Regions from separate parts of the Mus musculus genome. Here regions 1, 3 and 4 are each linked to region 2. Evidence: chromatin loops called from intact Hi-C (ENCODE). Cell type or tissue: gastrocnemius. All regions are shown on one strand.

Region 1 (8,000 bases), 180 kb after region 2:
CATATGGCAATTGCTTGCTTAATATTTGTTCACCTGCTGTCATAACAGTTTAACCCCCATTCACCAAGTTCTCCACAGTCACTGTGACAAAGAGATGGATCTTACCAAGTACTCATTGTGCAGTGCCAAGTTGTGGGCTAGGAGTTTCATAGGCAGTGCCTCACCTCCTTTTAAGAGTACCAGGAGGTGGGCATTCTCTTGTGCTATAAGACATAGTTAGGAATTTGGATCCTAGTGCTGAGTATATTTGACTCCAGACTCACCTTTTGGCCCTAAAAATGTATTGTTACATTGGTAGAGATACACCTTCCTATCCAATGCTGGGCCAGCCCTGGTCTGTTAAACACACCTGAAAGAAAGAAAGAAAGAAAGAAAGAAAGAAAGAAAGAAAGAGAGAGAGAGAGAGAGAGAGAGAGAAAGAGGAGGAGGAAGAGGAGGAGGAAGAAGAGGAAGGGGAAGGGGCAGGGAAAGGGGTAGGGGAAGAAGAAGAAGAAGAAGAAGAAGAAGAGGAGGAGGAGGAGGAGGAGGAGGAGGAGGAGGAGGAGAACTAGAGCTTTCAGGTGATTTGCATTTCTTTACTCTACAACTGTGTCTCTCCAGTGTTGATGGAACCCCCATGAACTCCCTTCCCCACCGTACTGCTTACTAGGACCACCTCCTCCATCCTTTCCACATTCCTCTGAGTAGGACACAGTTCTTTCCATTTTATGCCAAACACCACCCAAAGGCCATGCTCCTCTGATATGCACCCCCTCATGAGAAACCAGCACTTGGCGTCATCTTGTTCCTGGTTTCGCCCAGAGCTGTTGCCAAGACTTCCCACCTTGCAGGTCTGGCAAAGATAACTCCTTTATGCTGGGCCTTGGTTATCAGAAACAACGTGAGCCGCTTTCCATTGATAACTCCACGTCAATCAAGCCCAGGCAGCCTCTCTAGCAGTTATCTCAGTTAAAGACTCAACCAGTCTCCTGCCTCCAAAGCCTACACTGGCAACCTCTAGCAAAGCGATGCTCCCGCTTGGTTAGGAGAAAAGGTGCTGGCATACTAAGCTGTATGCACTAGAAACACTATGGGACCAGAGAACAGACAGGGAGTTATGACCCACTTAAAACATCTGTGAGAGGAAAGCCGAGATTGGCCAGCTGCTTCTTTCCGCTGATGCTTGTAACAGCTGAGGAATCTTAACCTTTCACAGAAAGCTCTACTTGGTGCCCAGTTTCCCAGCCTTTTCTCCATGTTGTCATAGTCATCTTCACAGAAGAGCTTTGTGAGAAGAGTCTCCCAATCCTCACGAAGTGAGGACCAGTTTCCAACAGGTCTTCACAGTTCTGCTCAACCTTGAGTTTTGAGCAAAAGACGAAGTGTGCAGCTGCCTGTTTTCCTCCTCCAGGTCCAGGGGCATGGTGAGTTTCCCATAATGCCTTGTGAGGAGAGGTAGAGAATGCATCCCAGAGAAGGCCCTTAACTTCTTCGTGGTGCCTCTCACTCCTGAAGTGCCATCAGATTTCCTCCAAGCAGAGGCTGGGATAACAAACCCACACACAGATTCTCCTGTCTTCACTCGCACATGCATGCACATGCACACACATGCACACACAAGCATACACTCATCTGCTTTCAAGGCCAAGGTCTTGCTGAGCACTCAGGGACCCACAGGCAAGGGCTCTTACAGTGATTTTGGAGGAGGGCATCGTTATGGAAGTAATGGGGCATGCAGCTCTGTCATGGGGTCCAAAACATCTACCATGAGGGTTCTTGGTAGAATGATAAAGCTACAGAGAATGCCGTAAGTGACATGGGAGACTAGAGTCTAGGTATATGTGGTTTCTTAGTGTGATAAAGAGTAAAAACCCAGGCCCTATAAGATAACTCAACCGGTAAAGGCACTTGCTGCCAAGTCTGAGGACCTGAGTTTGATTCCCACAACCTACTTAAATGTGGCAAGAGAAACAGATCCACAAAGTTGTTCTCTGACTTCCACTTGTGGGCATCCTCAAAGGCCACACACACACACATACACACACACACCCCACCTGTAGGTCTCCAAGCACATGCAGCTACACTGTCCTCTCCCCAAGTGTGAAATCTGGCCTGGGCATGGTGGCATATGCTTTTCATCCCAGTCTGCTGAATGCAGAGACAGATGCAGCTCTGTGAGTTTGAGGCCAATGTGATCTACATAGCAATCCCCAGCATAGCCAAAACCATGCAGTGAGACCTTGTCTCAAAAAGAAAAACTCCACCCAGCTCCATCAAAGGCATCTTTTGGGGGCAATAATGGAAACGGAAACCCAACTGTATTTTGCTACCACTGTCAAAGTCCTCTAGTGCATTGGGCCCTATACGTTGGACCACATTTACAGAGGAACACCCAATGGAATCTGGCCACCCTCTCCATGAACATTGCTCCTCCACTTTTACAACATACTCAGGATCCTGGGAAAGCTGTTCTGATTGCCCCCCAGGTGATTTCACCAGAGCACTCAGTGATTAGGCCACTAATTGTTCAGCACTATAATGTAATAAAGTCACCCGTTCATTTTATAGAATGCCTTTTTCTCAATGGTCCAAAGTGCAGTCTAAGTGTGATATTGCCCCGTTAGCTTCTTATACTTGAAGCCAAGGTATTCATATCTAAAATCTTAGCCAAAATGTCTGCCCCTCGTCCTTGACCCATCTTGGCTTGCCTCCCTTGTTTGATTCACTGCAGTCTACTGATACACCAGCGGCTTCTGGACCACAGTGGCCTTCTGCCTCTGGACCGATGGGTCCTTTCTCAATGACGAAGATTTGCAATGGCTAGTGTGTACATCTTTATTTGCTGCTGATTGTTGTGTGGCATGACCTTACAGAAGACAAAACATTCTTTGCAGATTATAAAGATGTAAGCAGGCATCTGTGCAATGTAAGGATACCCCCAGAAACCTAAAGGAGCCCCATCTGGGCACGGGGCCAACCCCAGGAACGAGGTAATGTGTAGGAGCTCATGTTTTTTTCCACAAGCTGGATTCTGGGAGACCATAGTCTAGCAAGATGCTGCCCTTGCTTGCTTATCAACAGGCATCATTGCTTAACCCATCCACAGCTTCTAAACACCCAAAAGGGGGTCTGAATTCCACACGACTGAAGCAGCTGCTGAAGCTGTCACTCAGCATCTGCCACAAAGGACCTGGCTCCATTTCAGGGAGGGTTGCCTGAGGCCAAAGATGATGAGAAGGAGAGATCTCAGGGGAAACAGGAGGGCCAGCTGGGGATGGAGGGGAAGGCACAGAGGGGAAATCCAGCAAAGACAAAACAAGGAGTCTTCAAAACGCATGGAGTCTTCAAAACTCATGGCGCCTTCATGGGAAGAAAGAGGTTGGGTGGGGAAGGGAAGCCCTGCAGGAAGGCTCGGCTCATCCTCAGGCTGATCATCAACTCTGGAGAACTTAAGTTCCCAAGGACACCTTCCTGCTACTGTTTTGGCCACCAGAGGGCTCCTGTATTCCAAAAATATTATGGAAAAGAGACAAATGATTCCATATTTTCCACCCCATGCATAAACCTGTAAGATCAGCAGTCTTTGCCTTTGTGGGGATTCTGATAGTCTATCTCGACTTGTAATGCTGTGACCCTGGGTGAATATACACAGACGCCATCAACCTCTTTGCTCTGTTTCCCTTTCTAAAATGGGAAAGCTGCCCTATGTTCTTACAGTCTATATACAATCAGGGAAAGGAGAGGGAGAGGGAGATGGGAGAGGGAGATGTTTCTAGCAAACAAGACAAGAGACCGTAGAGATAAAATCATGTTTTATTAGAGATGACATGCCTGTACCTTAGGTTCACTATTGTCAACGCCCTGGTGACATTCCAGGAGAACAGAATATGTCTGTCTGATAAAAGGTTAATGTACCATTTCTGCTCATTCTAACCTTGGCCTAAGCTCTACACCTCACAAGTTTCTTTTTTCTTTTTTTCTCCTTTTGTAAAACGGAAGCGTTTTCAGCTCACAGGTTGAATATGAAACTCGCTAATGTTGAAGGGGGTTGAGTTGGCAAATAGCCAATGCTCACAGTTCTGCCCTTCACTCACATGTGACTTACAAATGACACTAATATGACTGGTAGTACCAACCCAAATACCAAACTGAGCATGCTCAGTCTGGAGACAAGAGGATTAAGGATGCTGTCAGGCCTGCCTTGAAACATCTGCAGGAAGACAGATTTGAAATCTTCAACCTCACCCCAACAAGTAGAAATGAGTCTCCTGGGGGAAACAGTAGTAAAACTTGACATTGTATGAGTGACTGAAGAAGTACAGTCTCGAAAAAATGCATGGAGAAATGAGTCAGCTCACATCTCCAGTCCAGACAGAAATGGTGAGTGGGACGCTTAAGGGAAGATCTAGCCCGGGTTTCTGCAGTAGATGGACCAGGATGTTCATGAGACAGAATGGGAGGAGGCACAGATGGTATGCCAAGCTCTCCTGGAAAGCAGCTCCTGAGGGGAACTGGAGAAAGTGGGGTGTCTTAGAGATGGAGCGTGGCATCACAGTCTACAGGAACTTGGACATGCATATCCTTGTCTCAAGGTCTTAGCTACAAACAGTGATAATATTATCAGAATTTGTTGACTCTGCACGATGCCTAGCTCAGGGCTTTGCCACACAGCGTTATTCACTGTGTGAGTTGCTCTTTATCTTATGGGCAAGGAACCAGTCAAAATCAAAAGAACTGGAGAAATCCCAGCCCCTATAGGAAGGATGTATACTTCCGTGGAGTCCAAAGAGCAGGCGTGGGTATGTTTGCTCTGGGGGTGTAGCTGTAGGCTGTGCCCCTGGTTATGTAAACTGAACTGGGAGCTATCTGTACTATATACATGGGGCTGGGTGTGGGCATAGATAGGCAAGGAGAATGTGGGTGTGCTCAATGTGAATCAAACGTGTCAGTTACCTTACAAATGAAGCAATCTGAACCATGTTGTCCCACATCGCCTTTCTTTGGAGCCTAAGTGTTCTCTCTTCTCTACCTTGTCCATGTCCTTTCTTCAACCTGCACACACTCCTTCACTGTAAGAAATCTTCCCCTGGTGGAACTCATGCCACTCCCCCCAGCCCCCCAGGACTTTACCTAACCCCAATCAAACATCTTATGCCTGACAAGTAAACAGGCTTCAGTTGCATTTAAAGCTACCAGGAAAGGCAAATGGAAACTCTTAAAGACAGTTTTAAATCACCAGGGATGTGGCTGGGCAGGTGGTAGCCAGACACTCTCCAGTTTTTCTGAAGCCAGCAGGAGAGTTGTGTTTGCATTGGAGCAAGAAGTATCTGCAGTTTTCCCTAAAGCTCCCCTAGAGGTAACTCTGTTAGGGCACTGGCAACACTGGTCATAAGAGGTTACACAATAGCCTTTTTCTGGGCTTTGAATGTAAGGCTCTCTGTACTCAACCTGCAGGGATGGCTACTCCCATATCCATCAGGATGATGCTTAGCAGTCCATGAGCACACTACCCTAACATTTGGACCACAGTAATAGCATTATGTTCTGCCAGGTTAGTAGGAAACGACTATCATATTTAACTTACAGTGTCACAGATCGCTCTAGGGCTGTGTGGGGCTGCCGCAGACACTGGAGGAGACCAAGTCCCCTGCCTTGTTTGCATGACCCTCCTATAGTTTCCTCTCTACCCATCCTTCCTGATTCAGCCTGAAAGATATGCAAAGGCTTCCGACAATTTTTAGGCAAGACTCCAGCAAATGCATTTTGTATCATGATCTAGAACACGCACAATCATACAAGCACATGTATTTTGTGAAGCATATGCATGCATGTACTTTGAGGTCTTCTGTTCCATTCTATGGTCACCTATTCCATCTTTCAGTGTTAATGACTCTCACTCTGAAACCCGAAGTCTGAAAGGCAATGTTCTTCACTGCTGATCTCCCCCAACAATTCAAGCTGCTCTCCACTCCCTAGGAACGAGCTCCAACATCTTTATCACAACCAACCATCCCATGCAGCTTCAGTTCGGCCAATCAACTGAGCTGTTGACACGTCCGGCACCTGACTACTGTGCATGTCGTTCCTCCTAGCCTACACATGCAACAGAAAACCTCTTTCCTTCCTTGTGGGGCATTGCAGATGTGGTCCCTCCGAGAGCTGTTTTGTGCGCCCCAGCAGAACCAAACTTCATTATGTTTCCATGGTCTTCAGGAATTCTTTCTTTCTTTCTTTCTTTCTTTCTTTCTTTCTTTCTTTCTTTCTTTCTTTCTTTCTTTTTTTTTAATGTAGCACAAAATGACTGCATGGCCCTGCTCATGTGTGAGAGAGAATGAGACAGAGACAGGGAGAGACAAGAGAGTGAGTGCGCATGAAAACATGTAGATGAATGCAGAGGTCAAAGGTCGACTGATGTTGGGCATCTTCCTCGATTGCTCTCTTCCATCTCATTTTTTTTTCTTTGAGTCAAGGAACTGAACTGGAGTTTATTGATTTGGTTAGTCAAGGTGGCCAGCAAGTTCTGGGCATCCTCCTGTCTCAGCTTCCCTAGTGCTGCAATTACAAATGCTAGCTTTTTACCAGGGTGCTGAGGACCTCCTCGGGGTCCAACTGAACCAATTCCCCAGCAGAAGGAATTAAAAAAAAAAAAACCCTTTCCTTTGTGATTATGGCCCTTTCTTTCCTTCAGCTTGTTCCTTTCCTCCTACCTCAATAAATGCCTCACAGAAGCAGGGAGATCTGAAGGGGTGAGAAAGAAATTGTCCCGTCTGGTTTGGCTTCATTTTCTTTACCAAGGTCTACAAGCTTGTCCAAGGTGCAGCACAATCCATTTGACTCAGAGGATGTTGGAAGGAGCTAGCTGAGGTGGAGACATGAAGATGGGGGTGGGGTGGGGAATGGTGGCCAGCTGAGGGGGCCAAGGCAGGGCAAGCTCCAATGTGAAGAAATGAAGGAAACAATACTGATTCCCAGGCCGACATGGAAACCTTGTTACCAAACAAGTGCTCTGTGGCAGTCTCAGCTGATGGGCAGCAGACACCCAATTTCTATCCATCTGTAGAATGGGATGAACAATTTGTTACCACCATCTACTTAAAAATAATGCTGAAGGGCTGGCAAAGATGACTTGGGAAGTGGGGGTGGTAAAGGCACTGGCTACCTAGTCTGATGACCTGAGTTCCAGTTCCAGAAATCACAGGATGGAAAGAGAGAAAGTTGTCTTCTGGCTGCCATAAGCAGCATCTCAAATAAATAAACAAACAAATAAATATTGTAACAAGCAAACAAACAAAAACTTCAACATAAATAACTGCCTAAAGAGCCCCGGTGTTCAGCAGTTCTAAAGTAATGGTGTATATATTTAATCATGGAGATCAGGGCTTGGGGAGGTCAGGGGATGTTAGGAAGGCAATGGGATTAACACATCTTTACAGCTAGGGAAGAGGAGACCAAGGCAGGCTAGTGACCTGCCCATGGTCACAGCCGATGAGCAGCAGAGAACAGAGCTTTTTATGGCAAACCACGCTGGTAACACAGAGAAGCACCCTGTGCTCCCATGAAATGCAAGGCTTTAAGGGCTCCACTAAAGCCCCCTAAAGCAGGCAAAGCACTGCCGCCTGCCTTGTCTTCCGAGGGAGGCTTCCCAAGCTAGCAGCCCTGCCCATAACGCTCTGCCACATGCCACATCCACTAATGGTCTCTTCGCAGTATTGTGGCCGTTACCAAGTGCCTAAGCTATTAACTCACCAGCAGCAGGTGCCAAATTGCCTCTTCTTCTGCACAAGATGTTCATTTAAAACCAAATTACACGTAAATCCTCAAGTGCCTGCTTATTTCCTTCAGCCTTTAGCCTTTTTTTTTTTTTTTTTTGGTGGCCCCCACCCCCTTCACACCCGGCTGCTGGATGTCTCTGAGATGACACGTGGCGTCTCTCCGCAGTTGTGTAGTGAGAAACCGGGCTGTGTGAACCCCAAGCTCGTGGGCTTCCCGAGGGGCACAAATAGAACTGGAAGGATGCTTCG
Region 2 (8,000 bases):
CCCCCTCGGAGGGACTGCCAGCTCTTTCACAATTGGCTTTTCCCTTAAACTAGCAACGTCTCCCCAGGGCTGGCTACCTACCACCTCTTCAGGGACTGCCCCCTTCCCACGCCTTTGTGAACCCTCAAAACCCTGGGCCATCCTCAGGTTCAGGGTGGAATATTCAGGACTGGAGTTAAGAGACTGAGGGTGTGAGGTGATGGGGCACACAAGAGCACCCTCCCATCTTTGGTCCTTGAGTTGCTCTGAGCCTACTATTATTCAAGGGTGCTAGTGAACTTGGGTTCGCTAGATCTTGGCCCCAGAAGCTCAACGTCCTCAAGAGCAGCAGGCCTCTGGGTTTAGGCTGTCCAGCCTACTGCCTGTCTGCTGGCCCCAACACTCCCCTCCACCACCCTTCCACACCCACATACCGGCAGGGCTCCAAAGCTTATTCACATGCAGGACCCCAAATGCAGACCAGAAGAGACATGGGGGCTTTGTGGTCAGGCCCACCCATTCCAGCCCCAGGAGGCCTGAGCACCTCCGCCACTTTCTCATCAGTCCATGCCTCTGGAGCAGTACTTGGCACATGGTTCTGACCCCTTCCCACTCTTTGGCTAAAGCTAGGTCAAGGCCCCCAACAGGCCCATCTTTCTGACTGCCCCTACCTCCCACTGGGCCTCTGCCCCTAGTCACTGAATCCCAGGCTCCATATTTGGGCCCCAAAGTTGGCAGCTGCCCCAAGGATTTGGACAAGATGGCCAAGAATGGGGGATGGGATCCCCAAGAACACAGAACGGACCTGTGGTCTATACAGAATTGGAGGAATCCATCCAAGCCCGAGTAATTCCACCTATCGCCCTACCCCCACCCCAGTGCAAGATCAGGGAGGAAGAAGTGAAAGCCTCCCCCCACCCCCCAAGACCTGTTGGTCAAAAGATAAGGTCAAAGCAGGACTCTGGCCACTGGCAGCTGGGTGATGTGGGAATTTATGAGTCCGGGGGGTTAGGTGTCCTAGGGCCAGAGAGAAAAGGCTGACTGACCCTTCCCCCACCCTGAATCACTGCAAGAGGAAAGAGACAGTTCCTAGGAAACAAAACTGCAGGTCAGTGTGGGACTGACCTCTAGAGCCCAGGCCAGTCAGCAAGAGAAGAGCAGGGAGCTGAAAGTGCTGTCCAAAGCGTAGCAAAGGCTGGGGCTTCTTATTGTCATCCTCTTCCCTGACTGTAGGAACAGCAGGGGACTCCACGAAGGAGCTGGGACACCACAAGTGTGCTACAAGGCCTGATGCAGGGCCCCGAGGGCTGCTGGACCAACGCAAACTGAGTGCGTGCACGCACTCGCGTGTGCGTGACACACACACACACACACACACACACACACACACACACACACACACCCCTCTAAAACAGGGAGATGGAATCCGGCACGCCAGTGAGAGGCTGTATCCATTTCCGCATCCACCTTAACTGGAGCCATTCTCAACATCAGTGAACTTTCGCAGGAAGCTCCAGGCTTGCTTTTCTGTGGGTCAGTTTCCCTGCCCACTCCACCAAGGCTAGGGAAGGATACATCCAAAGGCCTGTTTTGCAGATCCCAGATGAACTTCAGAGAGGTCAAACAGCCTGAGCGAGGTCACTCAGTGCTAAGTAACGAAGTCTGCCTGACCTCTGAACTTCCAACAAAGCACAGGCCCTATTGTTCATTATAGCATCAGCTATACAAACACATAATTAAATGTTACAAGGAATTAAAATGTTACACTCCACCTCCCCCCACCCCCTATCACATCAACACATTTCAACAACCCTGGATGAATTGAGCTGCACCCCACTCATGATCAATTCTTTCTTTACCTGCTAACCCTGAGGAGATGAACTTTTGACACTTGGCCCCCGAATTCCCAAGGTTCTAGGGCAGCGCTTCTCAACCTCAACCTTCCTAACGCTGTGACCCGTTAATACAGTTCCTCATACCGTGGTGACCCCCAACCATAAAACCATTCCGTTGCTACTTTGTAACTGTAATTTTGCTATTTGTGATTTCTTATGTAGATATATGATATGCAGGATATCTGATATGCAGGATATCTGATACGTAAGCCCTGTGGGATGTATCGACCCACAGGTTGAGAAATGTTGTGCTAGGGTCTTCTACCCAGGTGTGAAGCCAATAAAGCTATGTATCAAAAATCCTCTCCAGAGCTCAGAATAAACGGATCTTTGCTTAAAGGTTCACTCCCTTGTCAACAGGAAACAGCAAGAAGGCAATAAACCAGCTCCACGGTGAAGGAATTCCTTCCCCCTTATCAGGGCGGGCACCATGTTTATCTTGTCGTTGGTCCTTTAACCTATATTTGCCCCCACCTTCCTTAAATTCCCTTTAGGGCTTATCTCCAAGCCGTCCTTTTCCTCAAAAGATTAAAGATTTAAACACAACCAGAGAGCAGTATCTATAATCTTCAAAGGGCACTTTAGACACCATAAACAATATTTTAGCAGGCACCGACTCCCTTCCCCTTACCATACTTGCCCTCATAAAGAACTTACGAGTGAAGCAGAGAGAGAAAATGTTCTAGTTCCGAGAAAGCACGAGCGAGGCTCCAGGCTGGCTTACTCAGACTTGCCTAGACACCCAACCCCACCTCCCATGGCCCCGTGGAAGCCCCGTGAGCCCCCTCTCACCGGTAGCGCACAGAGCGATGAAGGTCTGCGCATGCTTGCGGATCAGGGACAGCTTCTCCTTTTGCTGGGGCAGCTTGCGAAGGATGTGCTCAATGAAGTCGTGAGGGGTGACTGCGGCCAGGTTCCACTTCAGCTTACCCAACACTACCAGTTCCCACTCCTGCAAAGGGTGGGAGGAAGAGGGCAGAGCTCTAAGAATCCATAGACTGACTCCAGGCCCGGGTTGGGGGCTGGGTTCCCGGCCAGCTCTGAAGATGCTCCTTAAGGCTCCACTGCAGCCTCATCTGTCACTGTGCCCCTCATGCTTTGAAGTTGCTCCTGGCTCTTCTTGGGCTAAAAAAAAGTCAGGCTCCACTGAAAATAATGAGAGGCCAGGTAACTACTGCCAAGACCAGCCTTTACTCTAGTTTTCTTCCTACCTCACCCCTACCCCTGACTCCACAAAATGTTCTTGCCTGCCCACTCAGAAAGGTGGGCCTATAGTAAGATCTAGCTAAGGCCACTGTGGTGCTGCGGTGAGAATTTGTTGGCTAAGTCTCTTTACTCCTCATGGAAAAAAATGATGCTTACAGATGCAGAATAGCAGAAGCCTCCTTGGCCCAACTCCTTGGCAGCCAGTTCGCTGGCCTTTCCTTGTGGGGGAAGAGTATCATTTTCCCTCTCTGCTGCCAACACCTTCCCCTTTGACACACCATGAAGAAGTCTTGGGATATGACACTCACCCTTTCACCTAAATCTTCACTGGCCTTTGTCTTCATGGCTAAAGGGCCTGAGGTGGTCACTTGTGACTCCATTTTGCACACTATGATTTGGGGCAATGTGGAGGTGCTTAAACAGGGTCAGCCCATGTACTGGGCTGTAACGGTCTCTTTTAGGGGGCTCCACTGCACCCCACTAGTAGGCTACTTTGTGCCTCTCCTTTTGTAAAATAAACATGGGGAATAATGTTCAAATGAACTGGACTAAATATAATAATACCCCAAAGAGATGCACACCTGGAAGTGCATGTCTGGGATTCTACCTCTTTAAGGCTAGAAGTTTGAGGCTAGCTTGAAATTATGCAAAGGTCCCAATTTTTGTTTGTTTTGGTTTCGTTGGGGGGGGGGGTGCAAACAAAAGGAAATGATCCTGGTCAATCAGTAGGATTCAAAAGCGCAGGATGCTACTACTGCCGGGCAGTGACTGACTCTTCAGTTCACCTGGCTCCATCTGCTAAACTTGGGGACCGGCTATAAAGCCCCTGTCAGCTGGACCAGCTATGGTGTTTCCTGGAGCAAGCTCCCCTCACGTGTAAAATAGGAAGGTTCTTCTAGGGTGCATAACTTATGGATGGGAGGAGATGGGAAGCTGGCACACTTTATTTGGAGAATTGAGTTAGCTTTGCCGGTCCTGGAAAAATTAGGGTGTCTTGAAAAATACCTCCAGTCCTCCAGCACACCAGACACATAGAAGATTCTTTTTCATGTTTTGTTTTGTTTTGTTTTTTTCTTTTTGAATAGACAAGCTGGCCTCCAATTCTAATCTTATTTTTTTTTCCTCCCCACAAGCTTTCAAGTCTGCCTGGGTTTTTTGCAGGAAGTTAGGATAAAAAAAAAAAAATTCCTTAACTACGTAAAAATCAGAAATGGCTTGAATCCCAAACCCTTCCTTCTTCCAGGGCAATGTGAGCACAAACTCGTCCTCTGGCACCATTATTGAAAGAAGCAGATCTTCCAGAAGAAAGCACCTTTAGGGGCCTCTTACACCAAACCAGAAGCAGCTGAAATCTGGCAGTGTTTCAAAGGTGAAGTCATTCAGGCCCCTCTTTGCGTTCTAGGCAATTCCTCCCCCAGCCTTGCACATGTCTGCCACTAGGTGGCAGCACAGACCCAGAAAGGACGGCTCCTCACAAAGGGCTCAGTTCAAGAAGCCAGTCTTTGCCCAGGAGATTAAGCAGGCCCAGGCAATGGCAGCAAGGGGGAGGGAGTCGATAGAGGGGGTGGTCTTCTTTCACCAGTGCAAGGTGTGCAAACCACTGTAAAAGAGAGCTGCAGAACCTTCAGTGTGTGGCATTAACATGGGGGTAGGGGGAAGTGCATGAGAAAAAAAAAGGTAGATGGTTGGGAGAAAACCAAGACAGGACCCCCTGGGGACTGTATCCAGGTCACTGTGCCTTTTGGAGCTGAACTCTCATGCTTCAGATCCACCAATAGAAAGGCAGATGTTGATTTTGCATCCAAGTTAATATGTTCATACTTAGTGCTTTGTTGGTACTTAGTGATCAGCTACTATGTTTGTCCATGAGACTTTATTGGTCTTTAAGACATTACCTGTTACACCTCCAGGGTCTTGGGAAACAACACAAACTAGAATGTGAGAAATCAGACCGTGTTCTCAGGGTTCAGTGGAAATCTGGACCTTAATTATAACATCATTAACTAGAATATTCTATTTATGCCCCCCCCCCACCCACACACACAACAGAATTTCACCCTCATGAATTTCCATGAGGCACTGATAGCTTTGCTCACTCCCTGATGTGGGAAGACTAGCTCTCTCCTACTAAAGGACATCTTTTTTTTTTTTCTTACAGTCTTGGTTAGTGTGGCGGCCTTAGTGTGATGGGGAAGGGCAGAGTCAGGAGCAGGGAGGGCGGCATTACCAGCAGCTCCTGGGGCTTCACAGAGTTGTCGGTGTAAATGCACAGCTTTTCCGCAGTCAGCGGGATGGTCTCTTTCAGCTTGGAAGCTAGGAACATGCACACTGCACCCAGGAGCTGAAGATGGGTCTTAGGAGTCGGGACTCCAGCCAAGAAACGGTCCAGGTAATTCATGGCCAGAGGAAAGACCTCTTCTTCACACTTTTGTTCCTCACAGACCTACAATCAAGAGTGGGGTAGGGTCCGAGGGGGATAGGGAAAAATTAGTATCAGAAACAGAGGGAAAAGAAAAATAAAAGCATAATCTGAGATAACAAAAAGAATTTTTTATGTGTGTGTGGGGAGGGGGAGGAGAGTAGAAAGGATAGTAAGAATAGAGATGAGAACGGTGGGGTAAATCCGAAGGGCTCCTGGGGTTCGGGTATTCCCGCAAAGCTGAAAAAGGTGATGAACTAAAACCTCCACAAACCCCAAGGCAAAGCCCAGAGCCGCCGCCGCCTGCCGTTCCCTCTGGCTCACTTCTCAGCACACCAACTCACTCTTTTTTGGATTTCGTCATCTTTTCAAAAAATCAATAAAAATATTCTGGAAGCTCCGAAAGTCTACTTCTTGGTCTCGTTCGGATCCTCAGATCCTATTCTACCATTCCCGACAATTGAAAAAAATGTCCAGGGTGGTCTCGGCGGTCCAGGGGCCGCTGTTCGGTGGGTGGGTGGAGGAGAGAGGGGGAGGGAGGAGGAGGAAGCGCGCCTCGGCCGGCCGCCGCAGTTGGAGTCGGAGCAGGGGGGAGCAGTTTCAAAAAATTATTAAAAATCGAGGGAAAATCCTAGAAACGCTCTGTGGGCCTGAAAACCCCAGAGAGGTCCCAGGCTCCCTGGAAAAGAGGTTTCGGGTGTCCGTAAGGTCGGTATCTCCACCCCAGGGGCTCTAGATCTCAGTGGGGGAAACTTGCGGAGTGTTCGGCTGCGGCCCACAAGGGCAGTAGCTAGGAAGGCTGTGCCTGCTGGGGGTTGGGTGAGACGAAACCAGGGAACCCCCCTCCAGGAGGCATGCGGGACTCTGACCTCTCATTTGGGGGTGCCCCCTAGCCTGCTCTACACACCTCCTCCCCCGCTTCCTACCCCACCCAAATCTGCGCGCTCAAGAAGCAGCCAAACTGTAAGTAACCTTGGTGAACCGAGGGCTGGGGAAGAGGGCACGATCAGAAAGAGGGTGCCCAGGATCATGGGGTGCTGAGAGGGGGTGGGGGCGCCGGCGAATGTTGCCAGTCCTTGTAAATGGAGTTTGCAAAGCAACATGGCGAAACCACGGCAGGTCCAGAGCTGTGCATACGTGGGCACCCTGCTCTCTCGGCAAAGATTGCAAGCAAGGCTAAAGCAGCGGTTCTTTCAGATTGCCCTAAACGCACGTTTTTTTCAGTATGACTTCCGGGGCTCTCCTGAATTCCCTGTTTCTCCCCCACCCCCACCTCCTGCCAAAGTGCCAACGCGGAGTCCTAAGGCTCAGACGGTTTGCCCCAACCCTGAGAGTCGGGGGCGGGGGGGGGCTCTTTATATGTTGGTATGGATTGTTAGGTCGCAACACCCTCTGGGGCCTCACTGAAGGCAGCCGGGGTTGCTTCCACACCACAGGTCAGAAATGGAGATGGGAAGACGAGGAAGCCACATGCAGGCACACGCGCGGGATGCCAACCCCCCGGGGGGGGGAGGACATCCTCACTCACCCAAGTTTTCCTCCACTAGTTAATCTAGCAAGGGACAGAATTAGCGTCTCGCCCAAGGGTGCGGGGCTACCTCGCGCACGAGCGGGGGAGGCCAGCGCAGGGGTAGTTCTCCCGCAGTTTTTAGGATCTCTGCGTGTTGGAGGTAGGGATGGAGCGGCTGGGCTTGCCTCTCCCTGAGAGCGTCGCCCGCACACCTACCTCTAGCATCCAGGTGGCCACCATCCTGCGCATGTACGGTTGGATGTCCTTCTGCACGCACTTGAAATAGGAACACTGCGGGAGGTAGCGCTCCTCGATGGTCAACAGGTTCTGCAGAACGCGGTCTTCCAGCAGGTTGCGGTCCGGCACGGCCCTGCGGACCGGGTCCACCTCGCAGCACAGCAGCTCCATAGCCAGCCGGCCACCACTCGGTCCCGACTGTAAATTTTTTTTATTATTATTATTTTTTGGAGGTGCGGGGGGGTCGGGGAGTGCTTCCCTTACCTCCTTCCTTTGGCTGAATGGGAGATTTGGGAGAGGAAAGAAATGGCAAAGAGAGAGAGGGAGAGAGAGAGAGAAGAGTGGAAGGTGGGCGAGCGGAGCCTCAAGGGCCGCCTGACTCGCACCGGTCCTTCCCTCCGAACTGCCCGGCTCTCCTCAGCTCGCTCTCCTCTCTCGCTCAGGCAGTGACGCAAGCTGGAAGGGCAGTTAGATCTCCTCCCCCTCTCAGGTTCCTCCTCCCCCTTTCCTCCCCTCCTCTAGCGTCCCTCCCCTCCTTTCAATCTTTCCCTCCCTCTCCCCCCCCCCTTCCCTCTTGTTATTAAGGAGCACAGCAGCTGGCCTGACCAAACTTCAAACACGATCCCCGCTCCCCACCCCCAACCCCTCTCCCTACTTCTCCGAGGCCCTCTCCCCATCCAGCCCCGCATGCTAGGGGCCTCGGATAGGGGAACCCACAAACCCCATGGATTCCTATTGATTATCCTTTCTGACA
Region 3 (8,000 bases), 230 kb after region 2:
GATGGCAAGTTGGAGATAGGGATCTCAAAGGACCGAAGAGGCCAACAGCTTCCTCTGCCGGGATCCCTGCCAAACTAGCCTCTGGCATTTTAAGTGAGGGGAGCTCCCAGGAGATTTAGTAGTTCTCTACTTGGCTGTACAGCAAAGCACAACGAGGCACTCCGATTTCTGCCATTGATAGCACTGGCACACAGATCAAAGGAGGAAGTGCTCTAACTCATAGTGAAGTCTTCTTCCTCCAGCTGACTTGGGAAGTATGCACGTCTTCTTAGCTTATTTTTTCCCCCTCATTGGTACAATGTGTTAGGGAAGAGGCACACCAATTGAGAAAATGCCTCCATCAGATTGGCCTATAGGCAAGTCTGTGGGGGCATTTTCTTGATTAGTTATTGACATTGGGGGGGGGTCACAGATCACTGTGGATGGTGCCATCCCTGGGCTGGTGGTCTTGGGTGTATAAGAAAGCAAGCTGACCGAGCCATGGGGATCAAGCCAGTAAGCAGCATCCCTCTGTGACTTCTGCGTCAGCTCCTGCCTTCCAGGTTCTGCCTTGCCTCCCCCTTCAGCCTGACTATAAACTGTAAGCTGAAATGAACCCTTCCCTTCCCAAGTTGCTTTTAGCCATGGTGATAGAAACATCTAGAAAGGAAGAAAGCCTAAATGACTTGGGTTACAAAGGCTGGCAAATAAATGGAAGCAAGGTGACATTTTGCTGTCGGGTTTGTTTGTTTGTTCTTCATGGTGCTGCTAAGTATATGGAATCCTTGTAAGAAACTGGGCATGGCTGCTCTTCTGTGGTGTTTTCTGTGAGTTATCTGTTAGTTGTGCAAGCTCAGACACTCTACTCCCCCACAAACAGCTCTGGCTATAAGCCATATTGTGTGGAGCCCCACAGGACTTCATTTGAGAGCCCTGGGGAACTGCCAGGCGGAAGGAAATGAGATGTCACAGCCTGGATGCTACCCAGTTGCCTGGCATTCAGGGTATTTGCTCAAGCCCCCTCTGTGTGGTGAAACAGCCTCACGGAGCATGCCCAGATGTATGGACAAGCCAACGCAGGCCTTTCTGCCAAAGGGATGTGATGAGGCTCACCCAGAGCCTCCAACAATTTGGGGAATCTAAGGCACGAGCTGCCTTCCTGTCCGCTGACACAACCCCCAGGCTAAGGAGATTAAGCAGGCTTTATTTACAGAAGCCTTCTAGTGACAGAGGAGGCCACCACACCCAGGTAGAGCCTGGGAAGAAAGGCAACGCACATTCTTTCCTTGTCAACACTGAATGCCAGGGCAAAGGCTACATCCGTGGCGGAGATTAGGCAGGTACTGGGAGGCCTGGATGAGCTTGCCTTCCACGCTGTCAGACCACATCACTGGGAGTCAGATCGCAGAGCAGGGCCCTGAGAACCCCTAGATAGGGCTGTGTGCACAGGAAATACATGTGTGCACCAGTGATTGAAGAGGATGACCAGTGGCCACCCATGCATCTACATTCTAGTCCTCCAGCCCTCATTTTGGTAAGGAAAAGAAATATTGAGTGTCTCATTTTATTTGGGCATGCTGGAGGTGTCAAGGCCTTTTGCATGCTAGGCAAGTGTTTCCTCATCGAGCTATGTCCCAGCCTTGGAGATGCCTGATGTGAAGGTCAAAAGACATCTTCAGGAGAGGAGTGCGTTCTCTCCTTCCACCATGCTGGTTTCCGGGATCAAACTCAGGTCATCGGGCTTTGCAGCAAGTGTTCTTACATGCTGAGACAGCTTGCTGGCTCTGGATGTAAGGTTTAATAAAAATGGTTGCTATATGACACAGGATACTTGTTTCAGTGTAGAACATTTTTTCAAGTCCATACACAAAGGAAGTAACTGCCTGTCTCTCCCCTCATGTGCCTACTATCGTGTGTTCGTACCCCTCGAACATGCCTGATGGGAGACCGGGTACACATGCTCTCTGCAGTCACACCCTCTGGGTTCAGGTTTCATTAGCAATAATAGAATGATATTGGACCAGTTACAGAGCCTCTCTGAACTGCAGGGATTTTGCTGGCATGGTAGGGTACCAATAACCTACCTCATGGAAGATGTTGGAAAGATTCATGAAGATGGTATAATGAATTGTGCAAGGTGGGCTTGGGGGATGGGGTGATGAGTAAAGTTCCTGCCTTGTGAGTGTAAGGACTTGATATTTGGATCCCCAGAACCCATGGAAAGGTGGACAATGTCATCCGTGTGTTGGGAGTCCCAGTTGGTCCTAAGGCAAGATGGAGGGCAGAGATGGGCACTCCTGAAGCTCCTGGTCCAGGCACACGCAGGGTGAACAAGAGACCCTGTTCAAGGGAAAATGGAGACTGATAAACTTGATATCTCTCTCTCTCTCTCTCTCTTTCTCTCTCTCTCTCTTAGTGTGTGTGTGCGTGTGTGCGTGTGTGTGTGTATGTGTGTGTATGTGTATTTCTGTCTCTGTGTCTGTCTGTCTCTCTCACACCCACAATTTAAAAAAAAAAACAAAAAACATGTGTTAGAGTAGAAAGACAACCCTTCTGGACAAGAGTCAACAGTATGGGGCTGGAGAATGGCTCAGCGGTTAAGAGCACTGACTGCTCTTCCAGAGGTCCTGAGTTCAAATCCCAGCAACCACATGGTGGCTCACAACCATCTGTAATGAGATCTGATGCCTTCTTCTGGGGTTTCTGAAGACAGCTACAGTGTACTTACATATAATAAATAAGTAAATAAATAAATCTTTAAAAAAAAAAGGAGTCAACAGTATGTCCTGGGTGGAGACCGAACACTACTGCCTGGCTGGTCAATTACATGGTTAACCGACCCCTCCTCACCCCTGACCCCGCATCCCCTGCCCGCAAAGCAGGTTCACCCTAACTAAGCCATGCTTAAGGGTTAGGCAGAAGGATTAGTCCTTCACTGATATACTAGTTTTCCCTCCTCGATTCCCCATGGTCCCGCGGCTGTGTAAGTCTTCCTGCTTTTCTGAGTTCCTCAGAAAGCTTCTCCCCTCCCCCTTCTGTCTCTGTCCTAAGCACGCTCTCCGTTCACGTTGGGTTTCCCCGACCTTCCAGGCTTCCTTACTTTTTTCTCTCAACTCTCCCTTCCCGCCTTGTGGACTCTCATTTGCCATGTGTGTGACAGTTTAAAAGGCATGGCTCTTTCTTTCTCCTCTCGATTCTCCTTCTCCAGAGAGCTGTCTAGATTTACAGATTTGCCTTCCCTGGAAGTTTTTCTTTTAACATCCTATAACATTGTCTTTGAGCTTCTGCTTGAGTTCATTCTTAGATTGTTTAATGAAAAGAAGACCCCCTCCCCCCAAAAGAAAATCTGATTCCTTGGTATCAAAAGGGTTCTTGTGAACTGTGAGTCAACCTGGAACTAAGGAATTCCAGGACTGTCCTTTTGAGAAGATAGGAAAGGATACCATTTACTCATTCCTGGCTCAGACAGGACTGGCTGGATGACGCCTCATGGTGAATATTCTGTGGAAACGTTGCTGAACTTTCAGAGAGAAACGAAGGGAAGCTAGTTCTTGTCCAAGGAGCTGACCTGACCGTTTGCTGAGACGCCTGCTGAGATGTCCTGCCTCAACACTCAGTCCCTGCAAAGCGGCTAATGCTGAATCTCCGCCCACATTCTCCTGATCTCTGCTCCAGAAGCCACACACTCTCTTGGGTAGCTGCCTGTTATTGTCACTGTTGGCCTCATTATCCAAACTGCACAGCTCTCGTGTGAGGAACCCAGCCTGGCACCCCACACAGTAGTATTGGGGATCAAAGCCTTTCTTGATTTATCTACCTTGTTTGGTCCAATATGGAGCTGGTAACATTCAGTCTTGGTTCAAAGGTCATGGATCCATATGCTCTACAACACTAAGATAAAGCGTGTCTCTTTACATTTCTTCAAGTCTTTAGAGAAATCCACAACAAGGGAAGTTAGAAAAATGCAGTCACATCATGGGCCTGCAAAGAGGACAGCATAATCAGCCTTGGGCAAGTCTTGGTGTCCAGAGATAATGGGGCACATCTAGGCCCAAGGCAGAGGCTAGACTGGCTTGCCCTGGGAGAACTCTTTTACTATGCTCAGAAGTTTCCATTTACCAGCCTGGGCCAGTGAGCTCAGCTGTTGGTGATGAAAGCTATATAAAGAGTTGGAATAATGGCTGTATGCATTCACCCATTCCCTCTTCTGCTTGCTCAGCAAATATGTCACTTTTAACATCCCACGTGGATCAGGGACTCTGGCCACAAAAACTGAAAGACTCATAATGCAAGATCTAAAGATGCTCTTGGTTTAGAAGATGAGCCACAAAGACAAAGCGGTGTCTAGGAAATGGTGTGAAATATCTGTAAAGGTATAGAATTCTGCTATGGTGCTCAGTGTGGACCTTGGAAAACTGGGGAAAGTCTCTCAGATCTGTGTGTGATGAGAAGGAGCAGAGGTGGGTATAGAGGCTTAAACCACAGGACACTGGGAGATGGGGAGCTGCAAGTTAGTAGAACTTAAGGATGTTAATATTTATTACAAACAAAAAAGGATCTTGAATAGTCTTGAACATCAAAGTCAGCCTGCTTTGGGGAAAAGGGGCGTCTCCTTATCACTAGCCTAGAGCGTTGCCTTGAAAATGCTATCACCTAAGAGAAGGGTCCAGAGGAGTGTGGATAACTTGGGTTCCTGAACAAAGCAAAACGAACTTGGATCCTCCAAGGGACACAGTTGGGGCAGATGCAGCAGACTATTCTTTCTACAGTTGGTACCTTTCCTCCAAGGACCTGCTGGGCTTAGAAAACGTTCCACTGACCTCTAGTGGTCAAAATGGCGTCCCAACTGTCACAAAGTCTCCACTCCTCAAGTCTACACCAAGTGGCAGCTGAACAGAGCCTCTCTTCTTCCCACGTGTCCTGCCTCACTCCCCATGGGCTTTCCTCCTCTGACCAGGCTACCCACACTCACTCAAGACACAAGGGTGACTGGGCTTGGTGACTGCCCACTGATGCTGTTTCCATATCTTGAAGTATCCTGGCTGCCAGTGGAGAATGTTCACATACTGAAAGTCATTCCACTGAGGACTGTGCAGGGGACCTGGTCCTAATTTTGATCACAGTGCTTCATGAGTATTTATGACATGCCAGATGCCATGCCACACACTTCACTTTAAAACAAACTCCCTTGAGAGTAGATACTGTGGTTATCCCTCATTTTAAAGATGGGGACTTTGAGGCTCCAGAAGGTAAAGTCACTAGCTCAGGAGGGCAAAGCCTGCTGTGATGGATAAACCATCTAAGCTAGCCTCAAACTTGAGCTTTTAGACACCCCTCACCACCACCACCACCACCACCACCACCACCACCACCACCACCATCACCACCACCACTACCACCACCATCACCACCACCACCACCACCACCACCACCACCACCACCATCACCACCACCACCCCTCACCACCACCACCATCACCACCACCACCACCACCACCACCATCACCACCACCACCACCACCACCACCATCACCACCACCACCACCACCACCACCACCACCACCTCCACCAGGATATCACTCCTTAGTGGGCCATTTTGGTAAAAATTGAAAAACTGGTGCTGGATATTAGACCTAAAGCTTTGTACATGCTGGGCAAGTGTTCTGCCACAGTAATACATCTCTCAGTTTTCCCATTTTTATTCTAATGTCTTTTTTTTGAGGGAGGGTCTTATTCTATAATCTAGGCTGATGTCAAACTCATGGCAATTCTTCTGCCTCAGCCTCCCAAATGTGGAATTACAGATGTGTGTCACTGTGCCTAGTACTCATTTCTTATTTTTGTTTTGAAACAAGCTCTCATTAAGTTGCCCGGGTTGTTCTTGAAGTTGCTGAGTTGTCCAGGCAGGTCTAGAACTTTTGACTCTCCTGTCTCAGTCAGTAGAATAGTCAGATTTACAGTTGGATACCATTATGACTGGCAGTAAACTCTGATTTTTAATGTTTGTGCCAGATTTCTGTGCCCCCATGTATCTTGTCTTACTCGAACTCATTGCTATTAATTCTGCACCAAACCCAAAGAGACATGAAGTGAAGGTTAGCTCTTCAGGCTCTTGACACACAGATGACATTTGATCATTGATGAGCAAGTGTAATGCATGGTGGGGGGTCCTCCATCTTGGAGGAATTCAAGGGATCAAGGGGGAAGTGGTCCAAAAAAGACTATTTGTGTGCAAAAGTGAGGTACTCATACATAGAAACACACATGAGGTGAAACTGCTAAGACGAGCCATGTTCACACCCTGTGCTATAAGGCCATTTCTTTGGAAAGGAAACATCTTCCATGCCAACTTGAGGTAGTAATACCTGGCATAGAGTACTTGGACTCCATAGAGTAAGACTTTAGTGTCTGTGGCTGTGGAGTCCTTGCCTATTGCTGTGTGTACAAGGGCCGCTTCAATCCCCAGAGACCAAATCCCCAAACTCAAAGTCCAAATTCAGTTTATTGGTGTTATAACTATTGCCACACACCCTCCAACAGCTCCAGTCTGTTTTTCTTGGGGTTTGTGGCTCAGAAAGGCCAGGTTTTATCTAAGATTTAGGCTTTGCTGGTGGTTCTGGGACTTAGCATGCTGCACTTTTGGATAGGCACATTTTGACCATTCCTAGCTAGGAAAGGGAGAGAGAACACAGCTCATGGAGTGTTGCTAAATATCTATTTCCTCCCAGTATTTGTCCTGATTCTTGGGTAGATGTATCAGCTAAACAGAAATCTCAGAGGTGTGGTAATTGTCTCTTGAGGGAGAGGCGTACCAGGACACAAGATTAGACATCAAGAAAACCAGGGTTCAGAAGGAGGCAGAGTAGAGAAAAGGGAGAATCAAGCTACAGTGTGTGTGTCTGTGTGTCTGTGTATGTGTGTGTGCCTCTGTGTATGTGTGTGTGTCTGTGTGTGTATGTGGCTCTGTGTGTGTGTCTCTTTGTGTATGTCTCTGTGTATGTGTGTGTGTGTCAGTGTGTCTGTGTGTGTCTCTGTGTGTGTGTCTCTATGTGTCTCTGTGTATGTGTGTGTGTCAGTGTGTCTGTGTGTGTCTCTGTCTATGTGTCTCTGTGTATGTGTGTGTGTCAGTGTGTGTGTGTGTATCTGTGTGTGTGTGTCTGTCTGTGTGTGTGTGTCTGTCTCTGTATGTGTATCTGTGTGTGTGTCTGTGTGTCTCTGTGTATGTGTGTGTGTGTCAGTGTGTCTGTGTGTGTCTCTCTGTGTGTGTGTCTCTGTCTATGTGTCTCTGTGTATGTGTGTGTCAGTGTGTGTATGTGTTACAATTTCTAGATTTACTTAGATCCCACCTGCCTGAGGTCTAGATCCTCCGGCTTACGTTCTCTGTTGAGGAGGGGTGCACACGTGGATCCTGAGAATTCATGTCTAAAATGGACCATGGGTGGAATCTCTGAATCCATCTGTGGGGGTCAGCCCTCTGGTGACCTTGGCCTCTTCCAAAACCTGTTCGGCCAAGCTGGATTAAAGGTTGAGGGTATGTCAGGAGGCCAGATGGCAAAGCTAAAGCTGGGGCAGGTGCTCTACTGATGGGTTCAGAGGCCCTGGCTGGACTTCTGTCTTTGCCCTTAGCAGATCTCTTTGCTTCTGATGCGGGGGAAGAAGCAGTTGGCTATGGGGAATTAGTAATGAGATATGGAGCCATTCACCTCCAGGTCACTAGTTCAAAACCAGGTCACCAGTGAGTCAAAGTTTCCAACCAATGGAGGCAGGGCAGGTGTTACCTTTGAGTGGCTTAGAGGCAGATACTTGCCCTCCCAGAAGCCAGTTCAGGCAGGCCAGATTGGGCCACAAGGTAGGAAACTACATCCTGCTGACATTCTGTGAAAAGCCAGGGAGGTGTCAGATTAGGGGTATAGGTTCATCCTTCTGGCTCTGTTCTCTCCAAGACCCCTGTGCCATTGCCTCCAGGCCAGGTCACACACTCATGTTGAAAGACCTCAGGTATGGAACAGTTGCTCAGGTCAG
Region 4 (8,000 bases), 120 kb after region 2:
TAGAATCATGCAGGGTTCTGGCACAGAGCTAGAGACTTAGATGCACCTTGCCCTCAGCACTTTTCACATAGTGACAGTGACAGTGTAGGCATGGCTCCAGGGGTTCTTCTAGAAATGAAGAGGGCTGGAGAGACAGCTCAGAAGTTAGGAGCACCAGATGTTATTTCAGAGGACCTGGGTTCAGTTCCCAGCACCCACATGGCAACTCACAACTGTCTGTAACTCCAGCTCCAGAGGATCCAATGCCTTAACACAGATACACATGCAGGCAGAACACTAATGCACATGAAATAAAAATAAATAAGTAAATACATAAGAAAGAGTGGAGAGGGGGCCTGTTATACTCAATGCATTGGCAGCTGTCTTTCAATCAGCTAAAAGCTAGCACAGTCAGCCAGGCTCCACAGGAGCAGGCTAAGCTGGGATTTGGGTGTTTGCTGGCCATTTCAAACTGACCAACCATCATCGACAAGATATAGAGCCAGAGCCTTGCACCTGCTAAGCAAACACTGCCAATGAGGACCCCACCTCTAACCTCACCCCCCCCCCCCGCAACCATTGGTTTTTAGAGATAAGGTCTCACTATGTAGCCTAGGTAAGCTGCCGACGTGCAATCTACCTCTGCCTACCAAATGCTGCATCACCGTGCTCCTAGAATGTAAGATCCTTGGCACATCCCATCCATTACATTCTTACAATTACCCCTCGGGTAAGCAATATGATTCCCATTTTACACCCAAGACAGCAAGGCTCAGAGCTGTGGAAGAGACAGCCGGGGTTCACACCTTTGCTAACATCAAACCCTGGAAAGTCACTGTCATCCATACTTCTGTCTTCCTCACTACTGAGTCAATGACATCAGCAGCCTCAGACGTGTGCCCACACACCTTTCTCCCTTAGCTCCTTCAAAGGTGATCTCCTGATGCCTCCTGACCAGTCACCTCTCCCTGGTCTACTGGGTCAAGGCTAATCCTCTGGGTCATCCAGAGCACCTCCTCAGAAGTCCCCAGTATGCCTTTGCAATGCCCTGCCTCCAGCCACAGAGGCTTCCCCAAAAGTGGCCTGCTTTCCTTGGTGTGTTGGATGTGCTGTCTTCTCTGGCACCAAATGTCCACTCCTTCTCATCGTTTGGCTGAAGATGGTTACCAGACATCACTGAAGATCTGCTAGGGTTCCCCTACCACCGCAAGATTGAGCCTCGCTCCATGGCTCTCTCTCTGGGCCACTAGGATGCTCTACTTGGTACTTACCGGTTACCCAAAGATCTGGACAGCAGAGGTCAAGAGAAGCCAGTTCAGTATTTAATCTATTTCGTTCTCAGGCAGGCCAGGTAAAGTAGGTGGAAGCAGGAGGGCCGAGAGTTCAAAGCCAGCCTGAGATACACGTGGAGTCTCAGACTCAAAACAACACCAAAGCCCAAACAAATAAATAATTCTCTTTTTCCTCAATGGATAGCATATGCTTAACATGTTGTAAGTGACTTTGTACTTAGTACATGAACAAATGATTGAAATGAATGATTGAAAGAGGAGGGTGAGTGTTATGGTAAGCTGGAGGTGGTTATCTAGGTCATGGTCAAGGTGGGCGAGGACTCAGGTGCACTCAGGGAGTTTGTAGCTTGACTTACAAGCTTGACTTACAAGCTGAGTGGATGAACTGTGGAGTTGGGAGGGCTTGATTTTGATTTCTGCCACCGAGCAGTGGTATTACCTGGGCTAAGGTGCTTTGTGTGTCCAAAGTAGATAAGACCCGCAGTGAGGCAGGGCCTATTATGAAGATTATAGAGTGATTTGTGAGAGCGATTGTTAGAGGCTAAAGGTGATTGGGGTAGATGGGGGAGGGATGTTTTTATGACAGTGTCATTCCACTCTGGCCCTATGACCATCAATACTGTCATCACCTTAGTAAAGACATCCTGGAACCCACTTAAGGCAGGATCCCTTAGGGTTCTGAAACAGAAAGTAGCAGCCTGCCTGCTATGTGGTGACTGGGTGGGGCTGTTCCTATTGAAAGCTAATGTAGGGGGAGGGAGGACAATAGCTGGACCGTTGGTTTATTTCAAGGTTGCAAGACCTTCCATCTTTTGCCATCTCTTCCCACAAGCTCCCCTGGCACTAGGGTGAGGGAGCTGAAGCCTGGCCAGATGTTTCCTCTTTTTCACTGTTGGTGGGCAGCTTGGGGAGGTGGGGAATGGGGGAGGGAGGAAGTGAAGGCTGGTGAGATTCCCTACTCCTTACAGCTTCACCTGGGGTTTGTTGTCCTCCTGAAATCGTAAGACACACCCTAATGGATGTGTATTGCATGGCCAGAGCCAGGGTCAAGGAAAACCAGGGGCACTGAGGTGGGGTGGCATGTTTCCTGGAGGAGCCCCTTGGCAGGGAACTTGACAGATGGCACCACCTCTCCCCTCCCCCCTTCTGTTCAACATGGTGAAGAATAACTCCAGATGGGAAAAGATAAATATAGCTCTCTTTCTACCCCTGCTCCCGTGTGTGTGTGTATCTGTCCATCAGTGTCTGTCTGTCTGTGCACACAAGTGCACGTCCATCCAATCCATGCACGGAAGCCTGAAGTCCACAGTAGGTTGTCAGGAATAATAGTTTCTGCTCCTTATTTTTTTGAGACAACTTCTGCCCCTGAGCCTGGAGCTCACTGATTCACCTGGGCTGGCTGGCCACCAAGCCTCAGCATCCACCTGTCTCTACCCTGCCCTCTAACACAGGGGTCACCGACATCTCACCCCATTTCTATGTTGGGTGTTGGGGATGGGAATTCGAGTCCTCATGCTTGCACAAGAAGCATTACCAGCTGAGCCATTTCTCCAGATCGTCACAGTAGCTCTTGAAGTTGTCAGTACTACTTGAACAACACAAAAGATAGGAGTCTAGAAATCCCTGACATCTAAACGGCGTTGGGTCACCAGTGGACTGAAGATATTAGTACTCATAGCATCCCTTTCCACACTCCCTGAGAGGTTGTCATGAGTGAGAATTGTCATAAAGGCACAGGATCAACAAGACTGAGGTTTCTTGGGGTGTCAACAACAAAGAACGTTGGCTACAGGTGGGGAAAGTACCGTAGTGCCCTTCCACCTGCTATGCCCAAGAAGTGCCCTCAACGGTGGTGGCAGGTGCACCACCTCCAACGTTGCTGTGAAGTTAGGGATGCTCACTAAGCATTTCTTGACTGAGACCCAAGAGACAAGTATGGGAGTTTCACATCGCCCTCTCTCTGTTTCTCTCTCTCTCTCTCTCTCTCTCTCTCTCTCTCTCTCTCTCTCTCTCTCGCCCTTTCGAGGACTTTGGGGTCATCATGCTCTTACCCAAATGGCTGCAAGGTTCCAGTGATTCTGGGAGTAAGTGTGGCTGACTGGGTGCTTGGCTGCTCACGGTGGGCCTCCCAGAGCCTTGTATGGCCATGAACTTTTACCCAGAGAAAGCCCATGTTTAGCTTCAGAATGGTTCCCTGGGGTCAGCCTTTACCGTAGTTCACAGTCCAGCACCCCCTAGGGGTTAATTTTACCACTCTAAGCTAGGAGGGGCTGGAATAGAGGACCACAAGGAGAGGAAGAGAGAGAGAGAGAGAGAGAGAGAGAGAGAGAGAGAGAGAGAGAGAGAGAGAGAGAGAGAAGAAGAAGGAGAAGGAGAAGGAGAAGGAGAAGGAGAAGGAGAAGGAGAAGGAGAAGGAGAAGGAGAAGGAGAAGGAGAAGGAGAAGAGAAGAGAAGAGAAGAGAAAGACAGAGACACAGAGAGTGGAGAGACTGAAAGACAGACAGAGACAGACTCAGAGAAGGGAGAGCTCGCAGGCTTGGGGAAGTGGGATGCTGCTTTTTGCATGAATTTATCTTTTTTTTTTCTTTCGTTTTTTTGGCAAACCACAGACCAGCTACACATTTTTTGGCAGTTTCCTGAGGATAAGCTTCGTATTTTGAGACAGGAAAAAAAAAAAAAAAAGGAAGAGTGGGAGTCTGGGGAAGAAATGAGACAGAAAGTAGTTGTTCGCTCTCCCATGAGCAGACAACACACACACACACACACACACACACACACACACACACACACACACACACACACACACACACACGACTCCTGGCAATAAGGAAGTGAGACTAGATCTTTTTCATGAATGGGGCTCAGCTCAGTCTTGCTGAACTTCCGCTCTCCCATTCACCAGCATTCAAATTTCACCTTCTGACCATCCAAGACAGCTGGCTGCCGGCCCAGGCGCTGGGAGCTGTTTGAGATCATCCTCCTGCCCACAGGAAACTGGGCGCTAACAAGAACCTTCCTTCCTGCGCTGCCGAATCCAAAGTGACCGGGATGTTTCCGGAATACCGACCTGAGGGGCACTGGCCCCTGGACTCCCCGCGCCTCCCCCCCTCCCCAGCCCTTTTCCCCAGGACCTTGCTCATCTCTGAGGAAGCTCAGAAATTCCAGCGCTTCTGCAGGCGACTGTGAAGGACGCTGACTCTCTGGGTCCGTTAATGCCTGCCTTGCAATTAAGCCAGGGGAAATGACAGTCAACATTCTGGAGGGAACACCTCACGGCCCTTCCCATGGGGTGTTGGGGCAGTTCACTGTGCTGTGGCCTGCCAGTGTGCCCCTCCTGTTCATCAGGAGGTAGCAGAGGGTGCCTGGGTTCCTCGAAATTTCCCTGTGGAAATCATTCCAAGGGGTGCCTGTATGTCTATGTAGTGGGAAAGCAAGCTGGAGGGCTTTGTCTTATTTTGCTGGTCCGCAGTTTTCTGCTTGTTGAAGGGACAATCATAAAACACTCCCAGAGCGGAGTTACTGCAAACACTGAATGGCCCAAAGTGAAAGATTCGGTTTCTAAGGCAGAGTGATGCTGGCCGCCAGCAGAGCAGTTGCCACTATTGAGAGAGAATGATGGCTTCCAGCAGCGGTGGGTGTTATAGATTTGTGGCCAGTAGGGGGCGTGCTAGTTACCGTTCTGCTGCTATGACAAAATACCCCGACAAAAGCAATTTAAGGAAGGAAGGAAAGACTTTGGCTCACAGTTGCAGGGTGCAATCCATCAGGGCAGGGGAGTCGGAAGCTTGAGGCAACTGATCACATTGTACCGGCAGAGTCAGAGAGCAGGAAGCCAGATGAACGTTGTGTTTGGCTTGATATCTCCTTTTTATTCAGCCCAGGACCCAGGCCAGGGGACGGTGACACCCATATTCAGGGTGAGTCTTCCCACCTCAATCTAATGAAGAGAGTGGCTCACAGAGCATGAGGCTAGCCCAATCTAGGAAATCCCTCCCAGGTGTGCCTAGAGGCTTGCCTCCTCGGGGAATACAGAGTCTGTCAGGATGACAGTCCTCACAGGATGAAGACAGTGACAGGTAGGGCAGACATGACCCCTGACTTGGAAACAAAGGAAGAAGAAGAGACTGGTAGGGAGAGGTTTTTTTCTCCTTTCCCTGCCTTCTCTTCTGTAGCCCCTTGTAGTGGAAAATGAAAAGGCCACCAGGTTCTTGTCCCCTCCTGAATGCTTAGTTTGTTACACAGACTCCCTGGGCTTCACATCAGATGAGTTGTAGACATTCCAGGAGGCAGGGGCATGGCTGAAAAGACCTCTAGAATTCTTCCCTACTTTCAGACCAGGAGTCTTCCCAAAGGCTGGGGCAGAGAACTGGGGCAGAGAGCTGGGGCACTGCCTTCCTGTGAATGGACTTGGAAGTATCAGGGTCTTTGCTTGGCCATGTGATTCATAGCAAAGGAACGGTGATCACGACACTGTCCTTCTAGGAATGTATTGATGCTGGAGCCATCCTTGTCCACGGGCCCATCTTCAGTACAAAGATGCTAGGAACAGAAACCACTGCTGGGGGGCGGGGTCGGGGGCGGGGTCAGGAGAGGTTGATGGACCTGTCCCCTCCTTTTCCTTCTCCCCTCTCCTCTCCTTTCTTCATTCCTCCTCCTCCTCTCTATCTCTCCCCCTCCTTTTCTCCTACCCTACCTCCCTTCCTCCTTTCCTTCCTTTTCAGGGTCTCCCTTTGTAGAGTCTTGGACTCATGAGCCTTCTACCTCAGCCTCCTGAGTTCCAGAGCTGTCATTGTGAGCCATCATGCCAGCTGGGATTCTCTTTTGAACTGAGTCATATTCAGCTTGCCTCATCCCCCGGGCCCAATGATGACTGGAATCCATTCACTTCCCTCTTTTCCAGCCTCATTCCATACTCTGTTCTCTCCACCTCTCAGAGTGAGAGAGGGAAGAAGTGCTCTGTGACAGACAGACAGACAGACAGACAGACAGACAGACAGACAGAGGAGGAACAGGACCGTTGTGATGCAAATGCTATTGGTTTATGGTGTTCTAGAAGGGTACCCCTCCCCTCTGCTTCAGGTTACGGGTTCTGGTGCCTTAGTCTGTCTCATTTCACCAACTTCCATCACCACCCCACCAGCCCATAGTTTGCACAGGAGACATTACAGCTCCCTTTGAGGAGCCAACCCCTTGGAGACCACACAGTTATTCCAAGTTCCTGCGGGTGCAATCGGTAGAACTGGGAATTCAGCTTTATTAAGTCCATTTGGGTAAAGCCCTCCCTATGGATAAAGGCACTCTTCTGTTCTTGTCTATTGATGCTAGACACTAGGACCTCATTCGCAAAAGAATTGGCTAGGAAGGTCTAGGATGGCAGAACTCCCAGCATGCCTTTTGAGAGCCTGGAGGGCACAGCAGTAGAAGGGACCCTAGGAATGCTCTGAGCCTACCCATCCTGCAGAAGTGCCTCCCCATGTTTGTGCTCCTTCACTCGCAGCTAGAGGATTCTCCTAGCTGCAAGATGGCAGCTATGGCTGTGTGGAGCTGCTTTCCAGAGTTTCTCTTGCTGATCCTGTCTGTTTTATCCTTGGTTCTCTCTCTGTTTGAGTTCCTGGGGCACCTCACAGACAGTATCAAATTTAAATGTCCCAAGAAAGACTTAGACAGGCTAGTGGCTACCTGCCATCAGTTGTTCTCACCTTGTTTTCAGGCTGTGGTTGCCATGTTGCAGGGACCAACACTGTGGCCCATGGTTGGGGCAAAGTCCCCATTCTGTTTACTTGGTTCTACCATTTCTTGTTTAAAGACTCAGGGACCTGAAGCTCTGAGTCGGGAGCCAGCTTGCCCGAGGCCACACCTAGGAGAGATGAATGCAGCTCTCAATGCAAGCTGCAAAGTCCAAGAATTTACCACACCCTGGTGCCTCTCTGCAAAGACGCGCCTGTGTTTGAGTGTAGCTTTTCTTTGTGTGTTAAAAGTAGCCAGTCACATTTTAAATCACAATAAAGTTAGAATTCCTGCCAGGCAGTCCTAACAGTAGCTATTCTTCACAACTCAAAATGTGGTCATTCCAAATGAGTGAAAATATGTCCTCCTAAGGCATTAAGAGCTGTGCAGAGACTGAGCTGTGAGCATGAGGGCTAGTGAGCCAAGACACTTGATAACCCTGAAGCTCCCAGGATAATTCCTGAAGTTCCCCTTTCCCTCCCCTGAGTACCTGGATCCTCTATAACAGCATATGTGCTCCGTGCCACTGACTGTTCTCTCAAGACCCGGGAACACTGAGTCTCCAATTAGCAGAATGGCAGAAAGGACAGGACCTCCTACTCAAAAGAATCTCTTACTGTGTGCTCATCAGGAAGTAGAAAAGGCCATTACCACACGCTTACTTGCCACTAGAAACCCTCTGTGCCCCTGGATGAGCCTGTATGACCTAGCCACACTGTCTCCTGTGGACATGCAGGAACACTGGATGCCTGGTAGACTTGCTTGCTGAGGGGAAGCTGATCCAGGTTGCACCCGTCCCTCAGTGTGAGCGCTCCGGCTACTGTAAAGACTAGCTGTCTGCTACCCTGAGGTCTTGAGCCTTGGGGGAGTTAAGAAACAGGGGTGGGTGAGGAGGAACGGGGTGGAAAGAGTCTTGGAGGAGGACACTGTGGAAAGAGACTGAGAAGCAGAATGGTTACAGCTGACTCCAGCTCCTTTCCTCCCTGTCTATGCGGTGATGGC

What was found. Hi-C counts contacts between places; a loop is a spot of excess contacts. Peaks named below come from ENCODE experiments on the same cell type or tissue, not always from the same donor. Only the 100,000 strongest peaks of a DNase experiment are listed, where the experiment ranks them.
Region 1: a loop joins it to region 2, with 3 times the contacts of the local background. A loop is called at or near these places in 13 of 42 quality-filtered maps.
Region 3: it touches region 2 in a loop (4-fold over the local background); 19 of 42 quality-filtered maps call a loop at or near these places.
Region 4: it touches region 2 in a loop (2.4-fold over the local background); 25 of 42 quality-filtered maps call a loop at or near these places.

What each region holds. Positions count from the first base shown.
Region 1 is chr6:127,321,715-127,329,714 of GRCm38, forward strand. No RefSeq gene overlaps it. Among named protein-coding and RNA genes, the nearest start is that of Gm52919, 4.6 kb to the left of the region's middle. In gastrocnemius, a CTCF peak has its summit at 3,474 (motif pointing right); DNase peaks (open chromatin) are centred at 2,980, 3,213 and 3,463; H3K4me3 peaks cover 76 bases; H3K27ac peaks cover 505 bases.
Region 2 is chr6:127,143,357-127,151,356 of GRCm38, forward strand. It overlaps Ccnd2 (cyclin D2), which reads right to left and starts at 7,692. Exons shown (of 5, transcript NM_009829.3): 1 at 7,226-7,692; 2 at 5,308-5,523; 3 at 2,667-2,826. The coding sequence starts at 7,417. It overlaps 9330179D12Rik (RIKEN cDNA 9330179D12 gene), which reads left to right and starts at 6,033. Exons shown (of 3, transcript NR_040274.1): 1 at 6,033-6,207. In gastrocnemius, a CTCF peak has its summit at 4,510 (motif pointing right); DNase peaks (open chromatin) are centred at 655, 2,803, 3,279, 3,908 and 8 more places; H3K4me3 peaks cover 3,447 bases; H3K27ac peaks cover 3,320 bases.
Region 3 is chr6:127,374,879-127,382,878 of GRCm38, forward strand. No RefSeq gene overlaps it. Among named protein-coding and RNA genes, the nearest start is that of Gm52919, 58 kb to the left of the region's middle. In gastrocnemius, a CTCF peak has its summit at 4,806 (motif pointing left); DNase peaks (open chromatin) are centred at 78, 947 and 4,808.
Region 4 is chr6:127,262,081-127,270,080 of GRCm38, forward strand. No RefSeq gene overlaps it. Among named protein-coding and RNA genes, the nearest start is that of Gm38404, 42 kb to the right of the region's middle. In gastrocnemius, a CTCF peak has its summit at 4,926 (motif pointing right); DNase peaks (open chromatin) are centred at 2,395, 4,222 and 4,916; H3K4me3 peaks cover 769 bases; H3K27ac peaks cover 575 bases.